Regions from separate parts of the Mus musculus genome. Here region 2 is linked to region 1. A link is a loop called in an ENCODE intact Hi-C map of the cell type or tissue named here. Cell type or tissue: heart. All regions are shown on one strand.

Evidence for each region. A loop is a pair of places that touch in the nucleus more often than their neighbours do. Peaks named below come from ENCODE experiments on the same cell type or tissue, not always from the same donor. Only the 100,000 strongest peaks of a DNase experiment are listed, where the experiment ranks them.
Region 2: it touches region 1 in a loop (9-fold over the local background); 8 of 42 quality-filtered maps call a loop at or near these places.

Annotation. Positions count from the first base shown.
Region 1 is chr9:44,263,901-44,271,900 of GRCm38, forward strand. It overlaps Nlrx1 (NLR family member X1), which reads right to left and starts at 4,287. Exons shown (of 10, transcript NM_001163743.1): 1 at 4,080-4,287; 2 at 1,844-1,957; 3 at 1,264-1,333; 4 at 803-891; 5 at 1-348. The coding sequence starts at 1,913. In heart, CTCF peaks have their summits at 3,576, 4,362 (motif pointing left) and 5,422 (motif pointing left); DNase peaks (open chromatin) are centred at 3,621, 4,251 and 4,821; H3K4me3 peaks cover 1,328 bases; H3K27ac peaks cover 2,036 bases.
Region 2 is chr9:44,122,039-44,130,038 of GRCm38, forward strand. Gm10687 (predicted gene 10687) reads right to left here. Exons shown (of 2, transcript NR_152189.1): 2 at 1,730-3,255. Among named protein-coding and RNA genes, the nearest start is that of Gm10687, 8.4 kb to the right of the region's middle. In heart, CTCF peaks have their summits at 2,483 (motif pointing left) and 4,157 (motif pointing right); DNase peaks (open chromatin) are centred at 3,693, 4,153, 5,473 and 5,593; H3K4me3 peaks cover 758 bases; H3K27ac peaks cover 1,787 bases.

The sequences.
Region 1 (8,000 bases):
GCTCAAAGGCAGGCAGTCTCCCGTAACACCAGTCTAAGACCATCTTCCGTACCAACGTGCTCTTGCCAGTACCCACGGTCCCATACAACACCACGGTCTGCACGCGGCGCCCACAAGAATCCGGGTCAAAAAGCTGAGACAGGGCCAGTGGGGGGAGCCCTGCCTGGGTTTGCTGATGCCCCGTGGCCAGCTCCGTGGACGGGCGAAGCAGCTCATCTGGGGTGCTCTCTCGGATCACGGGGTCAACATGAACTGTGTCTAGAGCAAAGGTTGGTCCAAACTGGCGCTCCTCTCTGGGCAGTCGGCTAAACCACTCGGTGAGGTTCCGGCGATGCCTTTGGATAGCTTCTGGATGAGAAAGCAAAGGACATTGTTCAAGGTAAAGGACTAGAGGTGCCGGCTCTTCGGGCTAGCCGGGGTGGCTATAGGTCAGGGTAGGGAGTCAACACAGAGAACTCTGAGATGCAAGGACCCGTTGTGGTGTAAACACATAGAACTAACTCCATTAGCCAGTAGGTTACTCAGAAGGTTTAGAGCCCTATGACAGAAAATATGGAGTCTTTGAACAAATTATGCTGAGCCTGGGCTGACTGGCTTCCTGACACCTGGCTACTGGACCCAAAGTTGTCTCAAGGTAGGGAGAGAATGTCTCTGACAGTGCTTTGTATATGGTCCTTGTGCACAGTGTGATGGATGCTCAGATGACAGGAGGGAGGGGGATTGGGAGTAGATGATGGTGGTAGATCCTCTGTGCCCGTCCTCATCCTCCTAGGCACTTCTTCCTTCCACACCACTCCTTTACCTGTGGCAGAGATGCTCCTGAACAGCTGCCCATGCCTCCCTGGTGGGGGAGCACTGTCTGCCGAGTTTCCATGGTAACGGATAAAGGCCCTGAGAGCAAAGACAAGGGATGGTCTGAGGTTTAGAACTGGGGTGAACCCTGGCATGGGCTCAGTCCAGTCCAGTCTGCACTTTCTAAGATGAAGCCTGGACTCTTGCTCTTCCCAAGGACTGAGACCTGGCCCCTCCAACCCTAATTGCTGCTGCCTGCTTGAGACTCAGACTGACCTCTGCCAGATCGATCCCATTCCCCATTATTATGTACCTACACGCTCTAAGCTAACTTCCTCTAGATCCTTGGGAGTTGCCCTGTACCCTTCCCACCCCAAGAAACCCAACCCTCTCTCCCAGGAGACCCTGACCACTCCCATCTCCTGAGCTATGTCTAGCTGTGTCCTGAGGCTTGACACTCCCAGGTCTCACCTAGGGGGCCTCAGGGGATGCACCCCTTTAAAGGGCCAGCTCCACTGGATCAAGAAGGAGATATGCTCATCTGCAGAGAGAAGAGAGGCAGCATCTGCAGGCCCATCCACACACACCCCTCCGGTGCACACCCCGACATTGACATCAACTCCCCCCTCTTATTTGCTCTTATGGTAGCATGTGCTATTCCTAAATAGCAATTATTACATAATCTTCTCTTTAGCCATATGATTATTTGATTATCATCCATTTCCCCCCTCCATGAGAGTAGGACTCACATCTGGTTCTGTCACAATTATATACCAAGAACCTAACCCACGGTCTGGTGCAGAGCCAACATGCAGCTAATGTCTTGGATAAAAAAAAAAAAAATGAGATTGAAACAGCTAAAAGAGGGCCAGCTCTGCTCCCCTTGTCTAAGATGGGGGGGGGGTGGAAGAGGTGACATGCCAGAGGACCCCAGCTATATTACCACACAGCTGGAAATGGTGTCTGGATCCCTGCTGTTTTGGAAGCATCCGGACCCAGAAGCAGAAGGGGCGGGGGGGTGTCAAAGCAGAAACCTTCATTTCCTGCTTACCTGGTAGCTGGGGTGTTCTTCCCAGGCCAGAGCCCCAAGAGGTCCTGGGCAAATGGCAGCCCCACCTCATCCTAGGAAAACTGGAGCCTGGAACACTTAGAGCCACTTTCTTTCCTGTTGCCCTGCAAAAAGAAAAGTGTGAGTGGGATTGGCAAATGGTTCAAGGGGTAAATACTCCTGCTACCAAGCCTGAGGACCCACATTCAATCCCAGGAACCTACAGGGTAGAACTGTTCCCCAAAGTTGTCCTTTGACCTTTGCACACAGCCAAACCTGCACCCACCATAAACAAATAAATAAACACATAAAAGAAAAACGTAAGAACAAACAAAACACCAATAAAGTAAATTTAAAAAAAACAACCCAGTACTGTGAATGTACGGCCATCAAACCTCCCTTACATGTGCATACACACACACACATACACATGGCACATGCACACATATACACAGAGACAGGCACATGCACTGACAGACACACACATACACATGGCACATGCACACAAATACACAGAGACAGGCACATGCACTGACAGACACACACACACATACACATGGCACACGCACACACACAAATATACACACATACAAACACATACATACCTCTCTCTCTCTCACACACACACACACACACACACACACACCTCTCCCTCCCTCTCTTGCTTTCTCTCGAACCCTTACCCCTAGTATCTAAGAAGGGGCCATCTCCCAAGAGAGGCTCAGCCCTTCCTCATATGTATAAAAGAAGCCTTTGAAACCCTGCCCTGGCTTCTAGCTCTCCTCAGCAAAGATAATCCTAACCTGAGTGATTCTGTTTCATCTCCTACCAGCTCCTGCCTGGCACTGGAGTTTCACAGCTGCCTCTGCCCCGAGATCCAGCCCAATCATCTGCTTTTAGGTTTTATTTTTGCTTGACTGCTAGCAAGCTCAGATAGGAGCCCTGTGCTCACTCGCAGGCCTTTTCTGAGCCTGGCTTTTTTCCCCCACTCATCCTTATTCATTTCCGTCTGCTTTTGTGCCACGGCTGAGTTTTAATGGCTGTATCACTTTATCATCTCTCTGACTTTTATGTAAGCTGCCTGTAAGGCTGGCATAAATAATAAATGGATGTGTGAATGAACTTCCTGCTTGACACAAGGATGTGCCGCCTCTGCCTCACACTTCAGCCATGCCAACCTGGCCTCGTCAGCCCCCCTCCTCTGTTTACTTTGTGGCAGAGCTCCCCCAAGCCCTGGATTCACACACTATTCCCTTGCTCTTTATTCGAAGCCTTCCCCCACAGGCAGCGGTGGCAGTCTTACAGATCTCTCCCTACTGGTTTTTGCCAGCCTCTTCATTTCATCATTTCAGAGAGATCCTTCCAGACCTTACAAAACCCTACTTCCTCAAGTCCTCTGTGCCTCCACTGTTGGCCTATTCCACTCCCTCATCCCCTGCAGAAATCAGCTCCCTAAACTCCTAAGCTACTTGACAGCTATGAAACCCAGGCCCACACAAGCTATTTTTCCAGGTTTGCCCCCAGCCCACACCTCATCCTCCAAGACTACTATTGGATTCTTGCTCTCACCTTCCTAACTCAGTCCCTATACTTTGGTTAGCATTTACTTTATCAGAATCCCAGACACTCTTTGAAGATACTGCTCAAGGTACTCTTTCCCAAGGAGTCTATTCTGGCCCACCCCATCCCACAGCTCCTTGACATGCATATGTGGCTAGGCTGGCGTGGCCTCCCTCACTGCCGCTAGGGCAGAAGGGAAGCAAACTTAGGAAGAGGCTGCACTGAGCACAACTAGCCAGAGCAGGAGCTGGCTGAGGTCTTGAGTGGGCTGGAAACAGGAGACCTGGGGATTAGAGAAAGGTCCTGAAAACCTGACAAATCCCAGGATTGACATCAATCAGCCCCAGGTCCACTGAGTCAAGATAAGACGTGCAGGGTCTAGGATAATTCTCTAATCGAGCAGTTGTCATGGCACTAATCAAAAGAAGGAATGCAACAGAAGTTGCGGAGCTTTTCCACCAAACTGGGTCCCAAATAGCTTTCCCACTTCCACTTGGCTTGGGGGCGGGGGGGCAAAGTGAAGCTGCCAGTAGGCCTGTATTCAGCGCCCAAGCTCCGGCAGAATCCCCAGTGCCACTTGCCCGCTCCCGCGACCCAGCTGCCCGGCTCTTGCTTCCGGGGCCCAGCGCAGCCGTCCAGCCGGGGGCCGGAGGAGCGATCGACCCAGTTAGGCCTTTACCCAGGTTGCCTAGGCCCTGGTGCCCGTCGCCGTGGCCCGGAGGGAAGGAGGCCTGCGTCTCCCGCTGGCTCCGAGCTTCCCCGGCTCGCTCGGCACGGCGCGTCTAGGCCGCCTCCGCCCGCCAGCCAGCGCGCAGCCCGGCCCACTCTGGCACCCCGCCCGGTCTGGACACTGGAGGGCACTGAGCAAAGACCCGCAGAAGGGGGAATGGGGTGCTGGCGCGGGGCGGAGACTCCGGCCCCACCCGGTCTTCCCAGGGCCCAGGTTCCCGTACTGCCCCCTGCAGGTTCCCAAGCGTCAGGCCCAGCCGATGACCTCATCCACCTCCAAGTCTGGACTTGATGAAGCCCATTTTACAGATGAAGACACGGAAGCGTGGAAGAGAAAATGACTCGGGCGCAGGTCGTCCCTGTTGGAAGTAGATGATTCAGAAGAAAAGCTCCGGTCTAGGCCTTCCTTACACTTAGGTACTCATCCCCAGAGCATAATGACTTCCCTTCCTGCTCACAAACGTAGCTTACCTCCAGGCAGAAGACAGCCCTTCTTGGATCCTCCCCTTCTGTGTTATTCAGTCCCAAGACTCTAGAGGGGGGCCTCTGACCACTTTGGCCAGGAAGGAAGAATGGGTACCGACAGATAACTTCCTTCTCCAACCTGTTCTTCCTGTCTGACATCCCGTCATGGTTTTAGCCTTGGGACTTCCGTGTTCTAAAAACCCCAACCCTCATCCCTTCCATTCAAGGAACACCCAAGGTTCTCGTAACCAAGCTGACAGTGACCTTCAAACAAGGAACGCCTCCACATGCAAACACTGGTGTGCAATGTGCAAAGAACAGACATGAAGTAGAGAACTCAGAGAGAGAGGCTCCTCAGGGCCGGCTGGGAAGAGGCTTTTGTGGTCTACCCTCCATAGGAACAGAAGGCCAATGGTGATAATTTTATCTAGGCGATTGTCCATTTATTCCATGTGTGGTGTTAGGCCAGTACTGAACATTCACCCTGGGCTGCCAAGCAGAGCAAGTCATGCAGGGACCCACCATACTTGACAATGAATTTCTTCAGAAGTCGAGGCAAACTATTAGGAAAATTACTACCTGCCTCTAGCAGAGACTCTGACATTTGAACTGGCTGTTAAAAAGTCAGAATGAAAAAAGTCACTGGGCAGCATGGAAAAGGGCATATTTGCATTTTAAGAGATGTTCTTCTAAGATTGGAGAATGGCTCGGCCGTTAGGAGCACTGGCTGCTCTTCCAGAGGGCCTGGGTTCCATTCCCAGCATCTACACAGCAGCTCACAACCATCTGTAACTCCATTCTCAGTGGATCTGATGCCCTCTTCTGGCCTCTTCAGGCACTGCATGTATATGGTACACAAATACACATGCATGCAAAATACCCATACACATATTTATTTGTTTGTTTATTTGTTTATTTATTTATTGGTTTTTCGAGACAGGATTTCTCTGTATATCCCTGGCTGTCCTGAAACTCACTTTGTAGACCAGGCTGGCCTTGAACTCAGAAATCCACCTGCCTCTGCCTTCCAAGTGCTGGGATTAAAGGCGTGCACCACCACCGCCCGGCTGAACATTTTTTTGCACATATTTTTTTAAATATTAAAAATAAAAGAGTCTGGGTAGAGGTAGCACATGCCTTTAATTTCAGTACAAGAAGGCAGAGGCAGGTGGATCTCTGAGTTCAAGGCCATCCTGGTCTACAGAGCGAGTTTCAGGATAGCCAGGAATACACAGAGAAACCCTGTCCTGAAAAGAAAAGAAAAGAAAAGAAAAGAAAAGAAAAGAAAAGAAAAGAAAAGAAAAGAAAAGAAAAGAGAAGAGAAGAGAAGAGAAGAGAAGAGAAGAGAAGGATGGATAGATGGAAGGGTGGATGGATGGATGGATAAATAAATAAAGTTCTTCCAGAGATTGAATAATATGAGCATCTCCATGGATATAGTCTCAGGGGTGACATTTAGGGTCCAGTAGTTTCTCTCCACTTACCTTGCCGTGGGAAGTCAACTGTCACCTGGACCTGGCTACAATTATTGTTTATTGCTCACAGCAAAACCATTCCCTTCCCTCTATGAATATGACAACTGTGTGGGTTATTATATTAACATATAATTTGACTGGCCTCTGCAGACAGAAGGACTGTGAGTCATGCTGTGGGCATGTTCTCTGTTGTCTGGCCTCAGTGTGAGCCACTAGGTGCTCTGAGAGCCATGGCACAGAGATCCATCTCGATCAACTCTGCCCGCCAGCACTTTGCGAGAGCCCTGACACAGAGGCAGCATGCTGTGAATACAGTCTCTGGGGCCTAGCAGGTGGGCATGAGAGAGAGAGAGAGAGAGAGAGAGAGAGAGAGAGAGAGAGAGAGAGAGAGAGAGAGAACATCCATTTCCAGACATAGCTGGATGTGCAGGTTGCAAGAGCAGTGTCTGGAGAGCTCGCCTGTCGCCCTCTGCCTACCTCAGGTTCCTTTGCTGTAAATGGAGATGGTGGTACCACTGCTCTTAGCCCCATCTTGGGGCTGCTGTGGGGATCAAAAGCTCTCTCTGTGAATCTCTGAACTGTTGTCCAAGTATCCTCTGTGCCTGAAGTTGATTCCTGGCTTCAAAGGGGCCCTCTCTAGTCTCTGTGGAACTTCAAATCAAAGGTGTTTGATTATTTCAGACCTACTTCATTGGGGGCTTAGAGTGTAGCTCAGCGTAGACTTGTGTTTGGTGTGGGTTGAAGACAGGTTTATGTTTTAAAAGAGAACCAACCAAAGGACTTGGAGGTCAGAGACTGTAATTCCAGCTATTTAGGAGGTTGAGGACAGATAGTTATAAATTCAAGGCCTACCTAGGTTGCAGAAGGAGTTCAAAGACAACCCAGGCAATGACAGCCAACTTGTCTAAAAGTATAAAACAGCTTTAAAAGGCCTGGGCATGTGCAGGGTCATAGGTTCAACCTGCAGCCAAATGCTCATTCCTGTAATCCCAGCACTTACCGAATTGCTTTGAATTCAAGGAAAACCTGGGCTACGTGGTCAGGAAGGAGCCTGGAGATGTAGCCCAGTTGTTATAGTGCTTGCCTTCTGTACACGCAGCCCTGAGTTTAATTTGCAATTCGGTGCATAAACCAGATGTACCTGCTTGAAAGTGTGGTGTTTAGTAGGTAGGCACAGGAGGACCAAATGCTAGAACAGCTCTGCGGTGACATAGTAAGTTCAAGGCCAGCCTGCACCATATGAGAACCTGTATAGAAAGAAAGAAATAAGCTCCACCCAGATGAATAAATAATAAAAACGAGTATTAGAAAAAATAAGAGCATCTGTGTGTATTGACCCTTAATCTTAACATTCAAGAGAGATCTTTAACTTTTGACGAGCCCCTTATCAGCATCACTCAAGGAAGAAGGCCCCTAAATGCCCCCTCAAACAACCTAGGATTCAGATTCCCAACTTCTCCCCCTCGCTCCAAGTCTTTGTAAGAAATGAAGCTAGGCCGGGCGTGGTGGCACACGCCTTTAATCCCAGCACTCGGGAGGCAGAGGCGGGTGGATTTCTGAGTTCGAGGCCAGCCTGGTCTACAAAGTGAGGTCCAGGACAGCTAGGGCCATACAGAGAAACCCTGTCTCGAAAAAAAAAAAAAGAAAAGAAAAGAAATGAAGTTAGTCTGTCTACAGTTGAGTACCCAACCAGTCTAGATCCTAGTCCAGACCAGAACACTTCCTCTACCTGCGGTACAACTGTGGCATCCCAGACAGCTGACGGGGCTGGTTTCAGTAGGTTCTTTCAATTTCCCAACCCAGGAGAGAAAAGATGAGACAATACAGAGCTTGTTGGGCCATCTGCCACCAGGGCTCAAGCCCCTTCTCAACCCCTCAGAACCCTTGCCCACTCCAAGCCTCTAATGTGTTGTGCTGATTACTGATCTCTC
Region 2 (8,000 bases), 140 kb before region 1:
TCCGAAGGTCCAGAGTTCACCCAGCAACCACATGGTGGCTCACAACCATCCGTAACAAGATCTGACACCCTCTTCTGGTGTGTCTGAAGACAGCTACAGTGTACTTACATATAATAAATAACAAACATCATGACCAAGAAGCAAGTTGGGGAGGAAAGGGTTTATTTTTATTTGGCTTACACTTCCATACCGATGTTCATCACCAAAGGAAGTCAGGACTGGAACTCAAGCAGGTCAGGAAGCAGGAGCTGATGCAGAGGCCATGGAGGGATGTTCTTTACTGGCTTGCTTCCCCTGGCTTGCTCAGCCTGCTCTCTTATAGAACCAAGACTACCAGCCCAGAGATGGTCCCACCCACAAGGGGCCTTTCCCCCTTGATCACTAATTGAGAAAATGCCTTACAGTTGGATCTCATGGAGGCATTTCCTCAACTGAAGCTCCTTTCTCTGTGATAACTCCAGCTGTGTCAAGTTGACACAAAACTAGCCAGTACAATGTTCAAGTTTTTAATTGTATTTTCTTTTTGAGATCAGGTCTCACTATATAGGCCTGGCTGGCCTTGCACTGCTGGTCTTCCTGACTTGGCCTCCTGAGTGTTGGGATTACTGGATCCCTCACTCTAGCAATAAATACACATTTGAAGAGAAGTGTGGATTGATGTTACAAAGTGAGAGCAGAGTGTTCCCTGGGTATTACTGAAAGCACCATAGATTTTTTTTTGTTGTTGTTGTTTTGAGACAGGGTTTCTCTGTTATAGCCCTGGCTGTCCTAGAACTCACTTTGTAGACCAGGCTGGCCTCGAACTCAGAAATCCGCCTGCCTCTGCCTCCCAAGTGCTGGGATTAAAGGAGTGTGCCACCACACCCAGCAGCACCATGGATTTTTGAGTACTTACATTTACTTTTATTTTGTCTTGTGACAGGGTTTCACTATGTAACCAAGGCTGGCTTCAAACTTGAGGCAATCTTAGTATTAGCCTTGTAATTGTATTAGCCTCCCACATAAGTACACTTTGATAGTCTGTTGGAGCCTCTCTACCCACTAAGCTATCTTGCCTAAAACAAACAAACAAACAAAAAACTTGTTCAAGGCCAGCCTGGCCTACAGAGGGAGTTCCAGGACAGCCATGGATACATAGAGAAACCCTGCCTTAAAACAACACCCCCAATACCACCCCCAAATAAATCTTAAAGTTGGCTTGGTAGCGTTTGCTTATAATCATAGCACTCAGGAGACGGAAGATTCCAGTGTTTATGGTTACCCTTGACTACATAAGTTTGAGACCTTGTCTCAAAAAATAAAGGGCACCTACATGGGTGCTCCCAACAGTTTATGACTCCATAGGTGGTTCCAGGAGATCCAATGTCCTCTTCTGACCACTTCAGACAGCAGCACATACATGGTACACATGTATATATTCAGACAAAACATAGGAAAGTGTGTTTTGGGAGAGTCAGAGCTGCACAGTGAAACCCTGTCTCAAAACAATAATAAACAAATTTTAAAAAATATATTTTAGGATTTATTTATTATAGGTAAGTACACTGTAGCTGTCTTCAGACACCCCAGAAAAGAGCATCATATCTCATTACGGATGGTTGTGAGCCACCATGTGGTTGCTAGGATTTGAACTTGGGACCTTTTGAAGAACAGTCAGTGCTCTTAACTGCTGAGCCATCTCTCCAGCCCCTAAAAAACATTTTATTTATTTATTATTTTTTTTGTTTTTCAAGACAGAGTTTCTCTGTATAGCTCTGGCTGTCCTGGAACTCTGTAGACCAGGCTGGCCTCGAACTCAGAAATCTGCCTGCCTCTGCCTCCGAGTGCTGGGATTAAAGGCGTGCGCCACCACGCCCGGCTATTCTATAGGTCTTGATGATTTCCTACTGGCACGTATAAGGAGCACTCAGCACTCTCTGGGGCATTGAGCAGGTGGTGAACTCTCTTCAATCTGTTTTAAAAATCATCCTTAGTGGGCTGGAGAGAGAGCTCAGCAGTTAAGAGCACTTAACTGGGGTCATGAGTTCAATTCCCAGCAACCACATGGTGGCTCACAACCATTGGTAATGGGATGTGATGCCCGCTTCTGGTGTGTCTGAAGACAGCAATGGTGTGCTCATAGATATATAACATAAATACGTAAATCATTTTTTAAAATCACTCTTATTGTTAATAAGTTCTATGTGTGTATATGTGAACACTCCTACCAGTGACCATTTTCCTGTTACTTAGCAAAGACATTAGGCTTGGGACAGTTTGCATGACTACATCAGCTCTCCCTGACTCCCTGGAGCAAAAATCTCACAGCCATCAGATCATCCTGTGTCAGAATCAGCAATCTAGAACACTGACAGAGGTAACTACACAAAGACTGCAGCCAATTGCCTAAGCTCCCGGAGGTATCAGAATTTTCACTATACCAAGCCTTGATGATCTCTAGATGACCCTACAACCATTTCCACCTGCGACAGGGGTGGAACACTCCCCCTGGTGGCTTACTAGAGGAATTTCATGATGCCAAGAGGCAAGATGGAGCCGGGTGTAGTGGCACACGCCTTTAATCCCAGCACTCAGAATGCAGAGGCAGGCGGATTTCTGAGTTCGAGACCAGCCTGGTCTACAAAATGAGTTCCAGGACAGCCAGGGCTACACAGAGAAACCCTGTCTCAAAAAAAAAAAAAAAAAAATTGGCAAGACGGGGGTTTGGCCCAAACAAATGGCCATGATTGGTCCAAACACTCAGCTGTATACATAGGCCTACTAGACAAGTTGCCTGTGTCCCCATTACATGTGGCGGTCAGAGGACAACTTTCAGGAGTTGGTTCTCTCTCTCCTACCACGTGAGTTCCGGAGAGTGATTTCAGGTCTTCAGGCTTAGCAGCAAGTGCCCCACCCCAGCAGTCCATCTTCCCAAGAATTTAGGAGGCCGAATCAGAAGCGTTTCCATGGACTACACAGGGAGTTCCAGGTGTGCATAGGCTACAAAGGGAGAGCCTGTCTCAAAACACACAGAGCAAAAGATAAACAAATAAACAAACAAACAGAAGGCATGGAGGAAGGAGGGGGAGAAGAGGAGAGGAAACGGAAACAAAAGGGTGGAGGGAGAGGAAAGGACCTTCTGACCCTGCCTCTGCTGGGCTTGTTCTTTTGACAGCTGAGCAGCACTCCCCTCCGCGGCGTGAATGCAGGTCTTCTTTCAGGCCTCAGCCAAGGGTTGGATTTCTCTCTGTGTGGACGTGGGGGAGGCAGAAGAGGCTGCAAAACAAACAAACAAACACCCTCAGTCACATGCCAGGGACAAATGGCTAAAACAAGGCTACACCCTATATGATGTTGGACACTGCCTTCCAGACATTTCCAATTTCCACCATCTAAGGGAGGGAAGGGAGTCTGAAGGGAAATCGAATCTTAGAAAGCAAAGCCTTCTTTGGTTCTGGCCCGCTGGGGCCTGGACTTATTTAATGGATTTAAAGCAACTTGGGGGTATTGTTCCCTTCCTTAAAACCATGCTGTTTATGCCCTGCTGATGTTAATAATTTATCACCATTAACAAATCGCCTGTAACCCAGCCTTATCCCTCACTAACATCCCTCCTCCCTCACAGGATGATGACCATTGGCCAACAGTCCCTTGCCCAGAGCGTGCTTGGCCACCCTCAAAGCAGCACACCCCACTGCCCCTCAGAATGAGGCTAGGTGGCACACTTCCAGGAGGCTGCCCTGGGCCCACGCGGCTGTTAGCAGCAGCTGCTTCACGCATGTGTCTGCTCCCAGTGTTTGGCATGTTTTATTATAAATGTACTTGCCTGTCTCATTATGAATCCACGCTTCTCAAATGCAGGGACGTTGTCTTCACATACACACACACACACCCATCTCCCCCACTCTCCACCAGCTTAGCTGCCCTCTAATGGACTCCGTTCCAAAGGCACAGGGTAGATTAGAGAGAGAAGGGGGCCTCCCCCATGCCATGCCCACTTTGTACCTCGAATCTCCTCTGTCATCTCATTTTGCTACAGTGTTGAGTCGCCACTCAGGATTAAAAAGTAGAATCGGACCCAGAAAGCCTGGGTTTCTGTAACTCTGAAATCCTAAACTCCAGGCCTGAATTCTCCCACCTACTCCATAAGATGAAAGAACAATCCAAATGAGCAGCACTAGGGGGCGCTCTTGGGCCACGAAGACCTCAAGACACCAGTGTAATGCCAAGTCCCCTTTCATCGCATTATTCTGCTGTTGCTCAAAAGCCTTCAGTCGTTCCTCGGTTTGCCTAACTTTTCTTGAAATCCAAGGTGTTTCCCCATAACCTAATTCTGCCTCATCGGAAACACTAGCTAGCCACGTAACACTCCCTGTTCACATAAGCATTCCTAGTGTAACCCACATTTTCTGCTGCAGTAAACATGTATATTAGGAATAAATGAAGGCTTGCAGTGCAAATAGAATGACAACACAGGTCCCCTCCTCCTCAACTGCCTTCTAGCCAGACAGCTGCCTGGAAACTTTGTAACAGGGTCCCAGACCTTAGCACAACTGACTCCGTGAGGGAAATGCCATTCAGGACATAAAACTCAACACAGAGACAGCGCCACCTGCCAAAATGAAAACAGACCTAGTCCATCAACGCCTATAATTCAGGGAAAGCCTCTAAATGTACTAACCTTGCTTTTTGGTTTCTGTAGTACTGCTTTTGGCTGTTTTGTTAACTGAAGTATGTCAACCCAGGACATGGGTTTTGTGCTTAAAAGCTGAGAAAGGCTCAGGGCTATGCTGGTATCCAAACAACAGACATATTACTAGCCAGCTAATAGGGACTATCTATTGGCTTAACCCATGTCTGAGAGGTCCTCTCCGGTGAACCCTCTACAACAAACTTCCCACACAGAACCCAGGCAGTGGTGGGGCACCCCTTTAATCACAGCACTTAGGAAGCAGAAGCAGGCAGATCTCTTGTGAGTTCGAGGCCAGCCTTGTCTGTAGAGTGAGTTCCAGGACAGCCATGGCTACACAGAGAAGCCCTGTCTCGAAAAACAAACAACAAAAAACTATTTCCACATAGAACTGCAATTGGCAATGAACATGCCCTGCTCTCTGCCCTCTTCCTCTTTGTTTCTCTTTTGAAATTTTTTTTTTTTTTTTTTTTTTGGGTTTGGTCTTTAGGTCAAGAGTCTCACTATGGAGCTTTGATTGGCTCTGAACTCAGAGATCCACCTGCTTCTGCCTCCCAAATTCTGGGGTTAAATACTGGCGAGCACTGCCAGGCCAGGCCCTTCTGGTTTTGAGATAGGTTCTCATGTACCTCAGGGGACACTTGAAATCCTGATTTTTTTTCCTGCCTCTGCCTCCTAAGTGCTGGGGGATTACAAGTCTGTGCAATCACCCTGGCTTCCGTCCCTCCCTCTCTCTTTGTTGCAGCCATTTCCCCTGCCTGGAATGGCCAGCCCTTGCTTTTTTTTTTTTTTTTTTTTTTTTTTTTAAGAGAGGATCTTGTTATGTAGAGTAGGCTGACTTCCAACTTGCAGCAAGGCAGCATCTCTGGCCTTCTCCAGCATTCCCAAGTACTTCTCAAGTCCCATTCTCAAGCAGTGGGACTGCAGGTGCACACCACCACACCCCACTGACCTTGTTCCTTTCTGGACAGCTGGCTTTTCTTTGATACCTCCCCGGTTCCAGAAAGACTCTCCTGGCTGGCAGAGGTCCCGGGACCAGGCTCTGGCACTCCCTGTTCTGAGTCCCTGTTCTACCTTCTTTTGAGTCCACAGAGTTCAGCCTTTAATTTGGCTCTTCTCATGACTGACCTTTCTTCAGACCCTCATTGCTTGCTGGGATTGTAGTTCATTGGCAGATGCTCGCTCACCCAGCACACACGAAGTCTCGGTTTGATCCACAGCATTGCATGAAACAGGCAAGGTGGGACATGCCTATGATACCAGAACTCAGGGCACCAGGGCTAGAAGACCAGAAGTGCAAAGCCATCCTTGGTACATAGGAAGTTTAAGGCCAATCAAGACAAAATTTAATTTTTTAAAAAAGATTTATTTATGGGCTGGTGAGATGGCTCAGTGGGTAAGAGCACCCGACTGCTCTTCCAAAGGTCCGGAGTTCAAATCCCAGCAACCACATGGTGGCTCACAACCATCCATAACAAAAATCTGATGCCCTCTTCTGGAGTGTCTGAAGACAACTACAGTGTACACATATAATAAATAAATATCTTTAAAAAAAAAAGGGGGGGTCTTGAATTAAAGAGGCAGGCAGCAGATTTCTGAGTTCAAGTCCAGCCTGGTTTACAGAGTGAGTTCCAGGACAGCCAGGGCTGCACAGAGAAACCTTGTCTCAAAAACAGAAACAAAAAAGAAAGGGTCTTGAAATCTTGCCCAGGCTAGCCTCAGCCCCCTACCTCAGCCTCCCAAGTACCAGGAAAGCATGGGCTATGCTGCCCAGAGTTTCCTCTGAAAGTTTGTTGTTGTTTTTTTGAGTCTTGACACAAGGTGTTTTTGTGTAACACAACTCTGGTTGTCCTGGAACTTGCTCTGTAAACCAAGCTGGCCTTGACCTCAGAGACCCACCTGCCTCTGCCTCCCCAGGAGTGGAATTAAAATAGGAAGCTGGCTTCTATCACCCAGCTAAATGCTAATTTTTCTTTTAAGGATAACATTTCACTATATAAATCCAGGCTGGCCTCAAAACCATGATCCTCCTATCTTCACTTCTAAATGCTGGGACGAAAGGCCTGTTCAAGTACACCCACCCTTTCTCATTTTCTCTTTTAAAGATCAAGATAAACTTGGCTCACCAAAGTGACCCCTAAGTAAAAGTTCTAGGCTGTAAAGTTCCCTGTAAAGAGAGCACAGCTCCTTCTGTCCCTCAGAACTCTGTCCTGGTTCTGTTAGGTAGTAAGCTGGTCTCAAGACCACCAGTTCCTTCAGTGTTTGAGCCCTCACGGCTTCCAGCGGGACAGATGCTTGCAAGAGAAGCAGGTCTGCACCTCCCCGGCTAGTTTGGATCCAAATCCCATGATCCACTGAAGCTCCCCTGGTGGCCCAAAGTAGCGGGGTGTTAGCTTCTTGTGGGTTCTTCTTCCTTCCACCCTTCTCCATCCCCCTTCCCACACTTTCAACCCCCTAACACTAGATAGGAGAAAGGGGAAGAAGAAGGGGCGACTTTATAGACTACTTCCTGCTGATCAGGGGCAGAGTTCCTTAGGGAGAGTTTGAGCTATGGAGTCAGGATATCTAATACCGTCTTCCTTCTTTGCACCAGACAACTTAAACCATAGCCCACCCTGTCTCTCTGGGCTCTGGGATTTATATACCCTCTGAAAAGTCCCCAGAAACTATCTGCTGTTGGCAAAACCACACCCCTGCTACAGCAGGAGACAAATCATAGTTAGCAGCTATGGACAATCTGAAGCAGTCCCATATCCCATATCTGGGATTAAAATGAAAACATCCTTATAATATTTGTTTGGTTTTGTTTTTCACTTGAAACCAGAATTCTCACCGTCTAGGTATGCAGTCTGGGAAGCCAGCAGGTGGGCCTTGTCTATCTCCTTTATTCTCAAGTCAACTACCGTAAGATCCCAACCCTGTCAGGTCCCTTTCTGGGTTGACAGCCTTAAGGACTGAGGGTGTTACGTCCTCCGAGAACACAGGGGCCAGCAGAATGTGACTTCGGATTTCCCACAAGCTCCCCAGCTTATCAGCCTCCAGGACAATGCAAAGTCAAACTTAAGCAGCCCTCTGGGGACATTCCTCCCCCTGGGTGGTGGTATTTGGGAGAGAGGATGTGAAACTTCCTGGGGGTGGGAGTAGGTATAAACTTCCAGCATCCGGCCTGGGCCCCCTACATCCTCCTTACCCCAGATTTAAGCTGGGGACCGGGAAATGGGACGAGGGTATGAACCTAGAAGCCTCAGATCCAGGACTTCACCAGTGACTTGACTTGCTCTGCGCAGGGAGCCCGCTGCTGGGACCCGGTGCTTGGGCAGAATCCTGCCCG